2 separate regions of the Homo sapiens genome follow, and region 2 is linked to region 1. A link is a contact called in ENCODE Hi-C or POLR2A ChIA-PET data. All regions are on one chromosome and are shown on one strand. The core of a region is the stretch at or near the end of the contact, and the rest is flanking DNA. Distances in the headings are between cores, read along the strand shown. Region 1 overlaps LOC124900191 (a long non-coding RNA gene). Region 2 overlaps LOC124900191 (a long non-coding RNA gene).

The links. Hi-C counts contacts between places; a loop is a spot of excess contacts on that map. ChIA-PET counts read pairs that join two places held with the same protein, here RNA polymerase II (POLR2A). Pooled maps may share reads with other maps.
Region 2: a loop to region 1 is called in a map of endothelial cell of hepatic sinusoid, with 6 times the contacts of the local background. The contact joins two enhancer-like sites. A Hi-C loop is called at or near these places in 1 of 168 maps with a recorded cell type or tissue (endothelial cell of hepatic sinusoid) and 1 of 50 pooled maps. POLR2A ChIA-PET finds 5 or more read pairs at or near these places in 2 of 52 experiments (GM12878 and OCI-LY7).

Annotation. Positions count from the first base shown.
Region 1 is chr5:78,696,660-78,702,437 of GRCh38, forward strand. All of the region lies in intron 4 of LOC124900191 (a long non-coding RNA gene), which reads right to left. Among named protein-coding and RNA genes, the nearest start is that of LHFPL2, 51 kb to the left of the region's middle. RefSeq lists enhancers at 2,748-3,947, 3,279-3,423 and a cis regulatory region at 3,346-3,356. Within about 2 kb of position 3,037, at least 10 of the 41 ENCODE cell types and tissues checked have a DNase peak (open chromatin) inside an H3K27ac peak, as active enhancers do.
Region 2 is chr5:78,744,923-78,750,700 of GRCh38, forward strand. The region is part of intron 3 of LOC124900191 (a long non-coding RNA gene); the gene reads right to left. Among named protein-coding and RNA genes, the nearest start is that of LHFPL2, 99 kb to the left of the region's middle. Within about 2 kb of position 2,234, at least 5 of the 41 ENCODE cell types and tissues checked have a DNase peak (open chromatin) inside an H3K27ac peak, as active enhancers do.

The DNA of each region.
Region 1 (5,778 bases), core at 1,787-4,286:
TGCTCTGTGCTCAGTGTCCATGATAAAGAGCATCAAGGCAGCTTTGGACAGAGATTTAAAAGCAGGGGCAGATGAGGAAAGTCCAGCAGGTCAGGGTAAGGAAGAAACACTGTATTTGCTCCCCATACTGATGATCAGATTATAATGGGGAAGCTTGCTTCAGATAAGGCATGGTGACTCATAATTTTATCATTTTGAGAATGCAATATAAATAAATCCATACAATATGTGACCTTTCATGATTGGCTTTTTTTCACTCAGCATAATGCCTTTGAGGTCCATCCAAGTTTTTGCATGTATCAATAATTAAGCACAATAGCTTGTTTAACCATTCTCCTATTAAAAGACATTTTGGTTGTTTCCAGTTTGGGGCTACTACAAGTAAACCTGCAGTGAACATTATGTCAAGGTTTTGTATGGATATAAGTTTTAATTTATTTGGCATAAATTTCCAGGAGTGCAATGCTGGGATAGTAAGAATATGTTTAGCTATGTAGAAAACTGCCATCCTGGCTGGGCATGGTGGCTCATGCTTGGGGGTTCAGCACTTTGGGAGGCCGAGGCAGGCAGATCACTTTAGGTCAGGAGTTCAAGACCAGCCTGGCCATCATGGGGAAAACCCGTCTCTACTAAAAATAGAAAAATTAGCCAGGTGTGGTGGCGTGCGCCTGTAGTCCCAGCTACCTGGGAGCCAAGGCAGGAGAAGGGCTTGAACCCAGGAGGCAGAGGCTGCAGTGAGCCGAGATTATGCCACCGCACTCCAGCCTGGGCGACAGAGCAAGACTCCATCTCAAAAAAAAGAGAAACAAAATGAAAAGAAAACTGCCTTTCTATTTTTCAGAGTATCTGTGTCATTTACATCCCCACCAGCAATATATGAAAGGTCCACTGTCTCCACATTCTCACCAGCCTTTGGTATTGTTTTATTTCTTTTTTGAAAGATCAGAAACTTCCTGCTGCCTTCCATTTTTTCTCTTAAAAAAATCAGTATTATGTCTGTATATAAAACCTTATGTACAGGCTGGGCATGGTGGCTCACTCCTGTAATCCCAGCCCTTTGGGAGGCTGAGGCAGGTGGATTACTTGAGTTCAGGAGTTCAAGACCAGCCTGGTCAACATGGTGAAACCCCATCTCTACTTAAAAAAAAAATTAGCCAGGCATGGTGGTGAAGGCCTGTAATCCCAGCTACTTGGGAGGCTGAGGGAGGAGAATTGCTTGAACCTGGGAGGCAGAGGTTGCAGTGAGCGGAGATTGAGCCACTGCAATCCAGCCTGGGTCACAAAGCAAGACTCCATCTCAAAAAAAAAAAAAACCCACAAAAAAACCTATGTACATTTAAAGCATAATAGTAAAACAAACACCTGTTAACACACCATCCAATTTAAAAACTAAAGCATTACCAAACCTAATTCCACCCCTCTGCCTTTCCCACTAAGAAGGTAACCACGCTACTGACAGTGTAAACCAGTTCTCTGGGAAAAAACACTGATTTGCAGTTCTTGTCAACTTCCATGGTGTAAATAATCCCATGTGACTGATGTCAAGCTACCAACCTAAAGTAACTGAGTGCGGAGCTGGAAGAGATGTGTGTAGTCGGTTGTGGCAAGCCTGTACAAATCTGTTCCAGCACCACTGTTGCTAAACTTGGTATTTATCATTCCAAGAAAAAAATGCGCATGCACACACACACACACACACACACACACACACACAGTGATAGGCTGAACAATGAACCTGAGATGCCTACATTCTAATCCCTGGAACCTGGAAATGTTACAGTGAATGGCAAAGACTTGGCAGATATGATTCAGTTAAGGCTCTTGAGCTGGGGAGATGATCCTGGATTATCCAGTTGGGCCCTAAATACAATCACAAGTGTCCTAATGAATTGAGGCAGAGGGAGGATCGACTACAGAAGAGAAGGCCATGTGACCACAAAGCAGACACTGGAGGGATATGGCCAAGGAATGCTGGCAGCCACAAGAAACTGGAAGAGGCAAGGAACACATTCTTCCCCAGGGCCTCTGGAGGAAGCACAGTGCTGCCAAGGCCTTGATTTTTAGCCCAGTGAAATGGATTTCAGACTTCTGGCCTACAGAACTGTGAGAGCATAATATAATAATCTGTTGCTTTAAACCACCAAGTTTGTGGTAATTTGTTACAGCAGTGACAGGAAACTAATACACACACACACACACACACACACACACACACAGTGTTTTCTACAAATTACCAAAATATCTATAATATTCACGTAGCTAGATTTTATCTTTATACAATTGCTATGTTCTTATCCAGAGAGATTCCAGGACTTGAGTTTTTTTCACTCAGCATTGTTTCTAAGATTTATTCATTTTACTTCATGTAGCTGTAATTCCTTTATTTTCACTATTGGTTAATATATTCCATCATGGCCGGGTGTGGTGGCTCACACCTGTAATCCCAGCACTTTGGGAGGCTGAGGTGGGTGGATCACGAGGTCAGGAGATCGAGACCATCCTGGATAACACAGTGAAACCCCATCTCTACTAAAAATATAAAACATTAGCTGGTCATGGTGGTGGGCACTTGTAGTTCCAGCTACTTGAGAGGCTGAGGCAGGAGAATTGCTTGAACCCGGGAGGCAGAGCTTGCAGTGAGCTGAGATTGTGCCACTGCACTCTAGCCTGGGCGACAGAGTGAGACTGCGACTCAAAAAATAAATAAATAAATTATATATATATATATATATAAAATCATGTATTACTTATCCATTCTCGGTAGGATTTAGGTAGTCTCCTTTATCAGATTAAAGAAGACTGGTTTTTCCCCTGAACTGAGATGATACCCAGGATATTACATTTGCTTTATTCTTTCAATCAAAGATTGGGTGAGGTAACAATTGTGGGAGGTAACAAGTTGCATTGAATGTTATAAGATTCCAGGATTCCAAATACTCCACCGAGAGTACATGTGAGTCATCTTACAGATAAGGAGAGTGGGGTAAGGTACATTAGGGTGTGATGTGGGCAGGGTCTCTCCTCATCAGCCTGGAAATGTGCTCACCCACAGGAGAGAGACCGCCTGCTCCCTGCCACACCCACACCCAGCACACAAACAGTACCCAGAAGGCACGCAATCAGTGAGGAAAGAGTTGGGGCCACTCTGGTTGAGGAAGAGCTGGATGAGGGTGGAAGGCTGGCCTGAGACACAGTGACTCACCAATGTGAGGATGGCCCATTAGATGCAACTCAAGAACAAGATGGTTTCAAAAAAGATGTCTGGCTTCTAGCTGGACAAAAGACCCTTGTTTCCCTGAATATCCAGAAAGATAAAAGGCATAAATGAATCGGAATTAACCACGGATGACTCAGCCTCAGGTCACATGGGTGAGTGTTCATGAGACATTTTTCTCCTTCTGCTTTGGAAGGTTTGCCTGGGGCAGTCTTGCTCGACTGGTAGGTGAATCAGCTTGCAAGCCTGAGTGTCATCACAGCTCTCACTGTTCAGCCTCCTATTTATTTACCCCTTACCACATAGGTGAGCTCCTTCCTCAGTTTCACTAAAATTATCCCTTCCTGTGAGAATCGCAGAATTTATGGATGGTTTCAGGGGGACATGGAAGGTATATCTCATTTTGCTCCATAGCCCAAGCAAATGAAAACCCAATTTTTCAAATTAACCCTCTCTCAAGTTTTACCTCGGAATTGCTGAGTCAAAGAGCAGGAACATCTCTGATTTTGGTATACTCCCTTGGAGCACCATCATAGTCAGCCCATGAAATCAAAAGTGCTTTATATGGCAGAGCACCTCCTTACTCCACCAGAGGCAGGGCCACCGACAAGAGTGGCCTTAAGTAAGGGAAGACACAGCCGGGCAGGTACGCCTGGCAGGCTTCAAGTGGGCCACAGCGGATACCTTAGACATGTCCTGGGCAAAGGCTTCCTTATGCCCATCCCATGGCACCGTCTCTGGGGCTGGGAAGCTGGCAGACTTGACCCCTCCCCATCAGCCTTCCCACACATTTATAGGCACCTCTCAACTGTTCAACATATGGTCCTCTAGCCTGGGGATGACTTACATTTTTTTTCCTTCATTTTTTTCTACTGTTTGCCCTTTGGCCACCTAATTTGTCATATGATTGACTCCAGAGACTGGGTGAAAATCCGATGGATGATATGTGATCAAGAAAGATAAAAGGATAAGATAGCCCTAGCTACCCACATTATCTCTGGCCCTTATCATTTAGAGACAATCTTTATTTTTTTGAGATGGAGTCTCACTCTGTCACCCAGGCTGGAGTGCAGTGGCACCATCTCGGCTCACTGCAGCCTCCGTCTCCTGGGTTCAAGTGATTTTCCTGCCTCAGCCTCCCAAGTAGCTGGGATTACAGGCACATGCCACCATGCCCAGCTAATTTTTGTATTTTTAGTAGAGATAGGGTTTCACCATGTTGCCCAAACTAGTCTCAAACTCCTGACCTTAGGTGATCCACCTGCCTCAGCCTCCCAAAGTGCTGGGATTACAGGCATGAGCCACTGCGCCCAGCCTAGAGACAATTTTGAATGGCCTATATGCTACAACTTCCTGTTCATGAGTTCTTCAGCAGCTTTACTCTCCAGAGCCTGGGGAGGAATTCCACCTAGCTAGAGCACATCAAGACTATATTAAGGTCTCCTGATTTTCTTTTTAATTTTTAAAAATTTTTCTATTTTTTTGAGATGGAGTATCACTCTGTCACCCAGGCTGGAGTGCGGTGGTACAATCTTGGTTCACTGCAACCTCCACCTCCCTGGTTCAAGCAATTCTCCTGCCTCAGCCTCCCGAGTAGCTGGGATTACAGGCACTCACCACCACACCCATCTAATTTTCGCATTTTTAGTGGAGACGGGGTTTCCCCATGTTGACCAGGCTGGTCTCAAACTTCTGACCTCAAGTGATCTGCCCACCTCAGCCTCCCAAAATACTGGGATTACAGGCGTGAGCCACCGTACCCAGCCAGGTATCCTGATTTTCTATCCAAAGTTCTCTTTCTGTTACACCATATCCTATTTTTTAGAGTTGAAATTAAAGACATACTTGTCATCAGCGGTTCAGTAGGGCATTTAGCAGGTCAATCTCCTAGCTCTTATTGTCATGAATAGGCAGATGATAACTCTGAAGGTCTTTGCCAATAGCTGTTAGCAGTCTTTATTTCCATAATCATAGACTGAGACAATAAACTCACTTGCAAGGCAATGTCTAATACCTTTAGTAACAACACTAAGATTGGGTACATCGCCAAGAGCTCCCAACATTTCTAGATCTATTCAAAATCAATGGCTTTCTTTGCAAAGCACAAAGGCAAACACCAAACCATCCAAAATCAATACAGAAGAGTGATAGATAGGGAAATAGGACTGGGTAGCACAAAGGATAAAGAAATAACAAAGCCAAAGGTTATGGAGTGATTGCTTTCTAATTTGTCTTTATAAAAAGAAAAAAGAATCAAATGAGAAATTGGCAAGTTACTGAGTGAAAATGTCAGAAACGTTTTATATTCTAGGGTTTTGCCACATACTGTCTTGCACAATGTTAAAGGAAGTGAAGTTGAAATTGAGAATATTTTCACAAGTCTGAGCCAGCCAGGAAGCCAGGGGAAAATACTCTTAAATTTGGGAAAATTACAGGCCTGCTATTTGACATTAGTTGGAGAAAAACATCAAACCTCAGAACTTATTCTGAGAACCTGAACAAGAGACGTACTTTAAGAAGCCCTGTGCCTTGTCCAGGGGAGCGTAGATCCCCCTAGGACTTAG
Region 2 (5,778 bases), core at 984-3,483, 47 kb after region 1:
GGATACACATCCATTGCTTAATGGGTGTTCCCTGGGATACAAGAACTGTGCTTATGAATTTGAGTATCGAGTCCTTTCTGCTGCAACCCCTAGGAGATACTCCTCTTTATATACTAAGTAGAAAGGGCATAAGCAGAAAAGAAAGGAAAAGAATCCTCTTTCCCAGCCACAGCAGGTGGGGAGGCAGAAAGCAACTGTCTTTATTAAAGGCATCGAAGCAGAATGAATATGGTTTTGGTGTTCTGAGTTCCTGATTGGAAGCCAAAATTCCTTTTCTGACAGAAGCAGTGTGAACCCATGTAACTATCAGGAATTGTCACGTAGGGTATATTCTTGTGTCAGGATGGTAGCAGAGAATAACAGATATCATCTATAAAAAATCAGAGTTAGGGTTTTACTTTTCTCCTGTTGAAACAGATTTCTTTGGAAGAGCTGGAAACTTAACAACTATTCATTTTTCCATTCATTCAGCAGATATTTATGAAACACTTATGAGTACTAAGCACTGAGCTAGAGCTGAAAAGTCCTCTCAAAATGAACTTATAGTCTAGTAGGGGATGCAGATATAAAAAGACACTCACAACTGTACAATAAAGTTACCCTGGGTAGATATGGTGCTGGGGGCACCAGGAGAGGTAGTCTTTGGTGCAGCCTGGGTGGATGGATGGGAGGCTTCTGGAAGAACTGTCATCTAAGGCGACACCTAAAACTAAGGATTTGTAGCACTGCAGCTATGGGAAAATATTATTAATCCCAACCTTCAGACTTACTAATTTATAAGACCTAAGTGACATGTAAGTTCAAAATCGATTGTATGCTACTTTTTCCTACACAGAGATTGAAGTCAATCATACTCATTGCTGCGGATGCTTCTGAAGCTTTTCACCAGTTGCCTTATCCCTGAAACCCCTTCTTTTGCTCTGCTCTCCACATCACCACCTGAAAAGATCCCAACCCACTCAGCTGCTTTGTTCCACTTCTTTCTGACCCATTTTGTAGCACTGCCCGAAAACATTACTTGGAAATTCAATGAGAGTTCATGGTGGGGAAGGCTGGGAACTGCTTTTTAGAACTTGCTCAGAAAATGCCTTCAAAATGTAACTAGCCAAGTCTAGCTTTTGATCAAATTTTAATGATCACTCTGATATAAACCACTTTCTATTCCTGATCTGTTTCCCAGGACCTTTCCTGCAATTAATCATCAGCTAAATAGATTCAGAGGGCTCCAGGCCAAAGTAAAAAATGCTCCGAGGCTTGCAAGTGTCTCAACAGATTGTGCAGGAACTTTAGTGAGCATTCTTTATTAGCTCAGACTCACTCTGGGCCGCCTCCACAACCTGAAGTAAGGCTGGCCTGTTACCTTTGTTTCCTCTAGTTTCCATGGATACCACCCGAAGGAGCTTTGAAAGTTTCTAATATAGGCTTCCCTTCTTTTGATAATTCCCTTGGAAGTCTATGGTGGGGTCTATATGGCTCTTAGTTTTTAGATGACATGGCATTCTCTCCATCACCTACCCCAATGTAGCGCTGATGCCCTCCAGTCATTGGGAAGGCAGTGTTGGGATGGCCCAAGCACACCAGGGCTGCCTCTAGAAGCCACATTTCTTGGACTTGAGATTTGAACCTTGTCAGGAACAAAGCAATTAACTGAGTTCCCCGTAAGTTGGCCGGACAAGTGAAGTGAGCTGGAAAATTGAGGTAATTTTCTGGACCAGTCAGACTAGAAACAAAAAATAAATGTAAAAGCAACCCAGCTTCAACTTTCTGGATCTTTCAGTAAAATAATTTCAGCCCAAATGATCTGGAGAATTGCCTCCATTTTATGTTGTATTGTGGACACAGTCTTAGGGAATCCATTTGCCCCCCCAAACCGGACATCTCTACCTTGAATGCACTTTTATAAGAAGTGCTTCCTGGTTTCCCCATTTTTTTTTTCATAATCTATGTAGAGGATAGAATCATTCCTACTTTTTCTTCCCCAAGCAATGCTTGCACATGGTCACAGTTGGAAGCCGTAACAAGCAGGATGGAAGAAATCACATCCTATTCACAGCTAACAGGTGAACCTGCAAATTAATTAACTGGTGGAAATGCTCAAAACAAGTCGTTAAGGAGCCAGGTAATGTTTGTGGATGAGCTGCGTGCAGGTGGGCTGGCCATAGCCATGGCCCAATTCCTCACACGCGTCTGGGCGGTCCAGAGGGCGGGGTAAGGGGCAGGGAAAAGGGCAGTCGGGAACTTTTTTTCCTTGGCAGCCCATCTGCTGAGGTCACAAACAAGCCACACTCCAGCTGCTCTGCCATCTCGGCCTTGTGGGTGGTCTCTCATATACTCGACCAGCCACACAACACAGCCCACCCCCTGCTTATGGCCTCTGCCAGAGTATTTATTAGGAACCGTGCCTTCTTGGAACACTAAATAGCTAGGCTTCATAATTAAAGACTTCATTAGTTACTTGTTGCGAATTTCCATGGCTAATGGGACTCAGGGCTGCATTATTTATGGCATTGGAAGGCTTCCCATCAATCAATCTCAGATCTCCTCTTTTGCCAGGTGCCCACCACACACCCCCTCCCCACAAGTCTGCCAGCAGGATGGGAGGTAGTCAGTGCCATGGTTAACAGGAAAAAAACTCCCAGGGTCTCCACACTGGTCTGCATGAATTCATAGTGAGGCCAAAACTAGGCTGGGAAATGGAGCAAATCTGATGCCCATTTATCATCTTTTAATTGTCTTCTCTTCTTGCTCATCTCATAAGGGGGCATTTCAGCAGATGAGGCTGAACTTGCTCCATGGCCTGTCTTTCAAGATTGTCACTCTAGGGATTATTTTAGAAGCTCTTTGGGGCAGAAGAATGGAGACCTTTAGAGAAAAGGAGCTAAGAAATGCGTTCAGAGCTGCCAAGGAAGCTGGCAGAATACGATCATGAGATCAGTACATTTTTCCTTGAAAGAGTCATTGTGTGGCCTAGTTTGAGAAAAAGCTTTCTTTTCTAATTCCTACTGCATGAGAGAATGCATAATATCAACACAGCTGATATTTGATTACTACCTCATTTCAGGGACTATTCTAAGCTCTTTACCCTCATTCTCTCATTTACTCCTTATGCAGTAGCTCTACACCACAATCTGTTCTCCTCTTCCAAGAGTCGTAGCTGGAACATGGCTGTCCAGCCTGGGACTGCATTCCTCGGTCACCCTGGAAGCCAGGTGAGGACATGTGACCACACTTTCACCAATGGAAGCTGAGCAAGGGCCTGCCAATCTCCAGCCAGAGCTTTTAGAAAGCAGGCTGCCTCTTTGATGTTCCTTCCTCCTTTCCTGTTAGCTGAGCTGGTGGAACATGGAGTGGTCTTAAAACACAAGTTGGGCAGGCTTCGTAGCTTACGCTTGTAGTAATCCCAGCACTTTGGGAGGTCAAGGTGCGCAGAAAATGAGGTGAGGAGTTTGAGACCAGCCTCACCAACACAGTGAAACCCCGTCTCTACTAAAAATACAAAAATTAGCTGGGTGTGGTGGCAGGCGCCTGTAATCCCAGCTACTCGGGAGGCTGAGGCAGAATTGCTTGAACCTGGGAGGCGGAGGTTGCAGTGAGCAGAGATCACGCCACTGTATTCCAGCCTAGGCAACAGAGCTAGACTCCATCTCAAAAACAAACAAACAAACGAACAAACAAAAAACACAAGTTGTTTATCAGAGTTGGTGTCCAAGCCACTCACCATTCCAGAGCATCCATCCTGGGTGGTTTTGTGACAGAAATAAACTGCTTGCTCCTTAGCTTGCTACATGTTAGGGCTCTTTATTAGAAAGCTTATCTTACTACCCTAGCATACTTTGCAACAACCCTCCAATGTAAGTTTATTTATTTTAATATTTTTTAGAGACAGGGTCTTTCTCTCTCATCCAGGCTGAAGTGTTGTCACACCATCATAGCTCACTGTAGCCTCAAACTCCTGGGCTTAAGCCACCCTCCCGCCTCAGCCTCCTGAAGCACTGGGATTGCAAGCGTGAGCCATTAAGCCTGGCCTTTAAATGAAACAAACAAACAAAAAACAACCCATTTTACTGCATTTACAAAACTGCAACTCAGAGAAATAAGGTACTTGGTTTAAATTCATCAGTTACAGTGAGCAGCACTGGGGTTCAAATCTAGGTTTCTGAAACAATCTATGATGATAGGGGGCAGAGTGGTGGTTCCCCGGGGGAGAGTGGATTGACTGGCAGGGTGCACAAGGGAACTTTTTTTGTTTTTTTAAGAGCAAGGTGCTTGGATTAGTAATTATGTTTAACATTTAGACAACATTTTATCATTAAACAAGGCACTTGCATGCAGATAACTCATTTAAGCCTCACAAGCACTCTGAGGAATAGGTATTATTCTTGTACAGATGAGATTGAGGTGTGGACAAGTGAGATATCTTTAAAACAGTTAATAAGAAGTGGCTCTAGGATTTGAACATGGATTTTTTACTCTACATCCTGGACCCATTCTATTATACAAGTGCTGAAGAAACTCTCCCAGGTACAAATTCCAAAAACCAACTTATTCTAGCTTAAGCAAAAGACAAACAAAAACCACACACACACACACACACACCACCCACCTTCCTATGTTTGGTCACATCACTGGGGACCAGATTCCTTGTTCTTTTTTTGCAGCAGTAGTCTTTCTCCACCTGGCTGGAAGAAAATGGGGCCAAAGACAGCTCCAACTTATGGCTTCCAAGCTTAGCCACTCATTAGGAAAGACTGAGTTCTTGCCCATTTCATTCATATATATATATATATGTGCTAGGGAAATACCTTTGCTGGACCAGCTTGGGTCTCTCGTCTTCCCCATGGGCTATTCTTTGAAGCCAGGGGGATGGAGCAAGACATTGTAATTAACAGTCCCACTGGAACCACTATTAGAATGGGTAGCCCACCAGGAACAATTGTTCATAGGAAATGGAGGGAGGAGGATGCTGATGTCAGAATCAGGAAGGGATGTTGGGCACACAAAAACAGACCCACTCTCCGTATCCCGCATAATGGAAAGAACTCCCTGTAGAACTGGCAGCAGCATCCCTTAGTTTGGAAAACTCTATCTATCTGCACACACACATGTAAAATTATTTTTCAGTCTTGCTATAGACATCCTATTGTGCAGTGTGGTCCAAAAAGTTGCATTCCATGACTTGCCTGTTTATTCCAAACCGTCTCTAGAACTTGTTAGTAGCTGCTTTTTAACCATAGTGCCAGGAGAGTCCATTCAGTACATGTGCACAGTCCTGTCCCAGGGAGAGCAAAGTCCCTGATTTAAGGTATTGAGGGAGTAAAATAATTGCACATATGTGTGGGTATGTGGGTGCTGTGTGTGTGTGTGTGTGGAGGGGTTATATTCACACTTAGTTTTCTGTCTCCAGGTTTTCTCTCCAGTTTCTGTCTGAGGATCAAAATTCATTTTCACAACAATCTCTCGGCAAGAAAGAAAGACTAATAAGATGTCAGATATACCATTCTGTCTGTCCCTCAGGCATGCAGGGGTTTTTGGCAGTGCTCCCAGCCAAGGCAATGCACTTAGTTACCCCATGGTCCCAACTGCTGTGCCACAGACATGAGCTTCACAGTCAACTGGAGCAAGAAAACAAGTGGACAGAGTTGTTCAGTCTGGCAGGAACTGTCACCTCTCCCCTCGGGCATGTGAGCTCTCTAGCAACTTGTGACCCATTTCTAAGGCTCCAGACATTTCTGTTCCATGCATTATATTAAACAGTAGAAACTTTTTAAACTTTTAAGT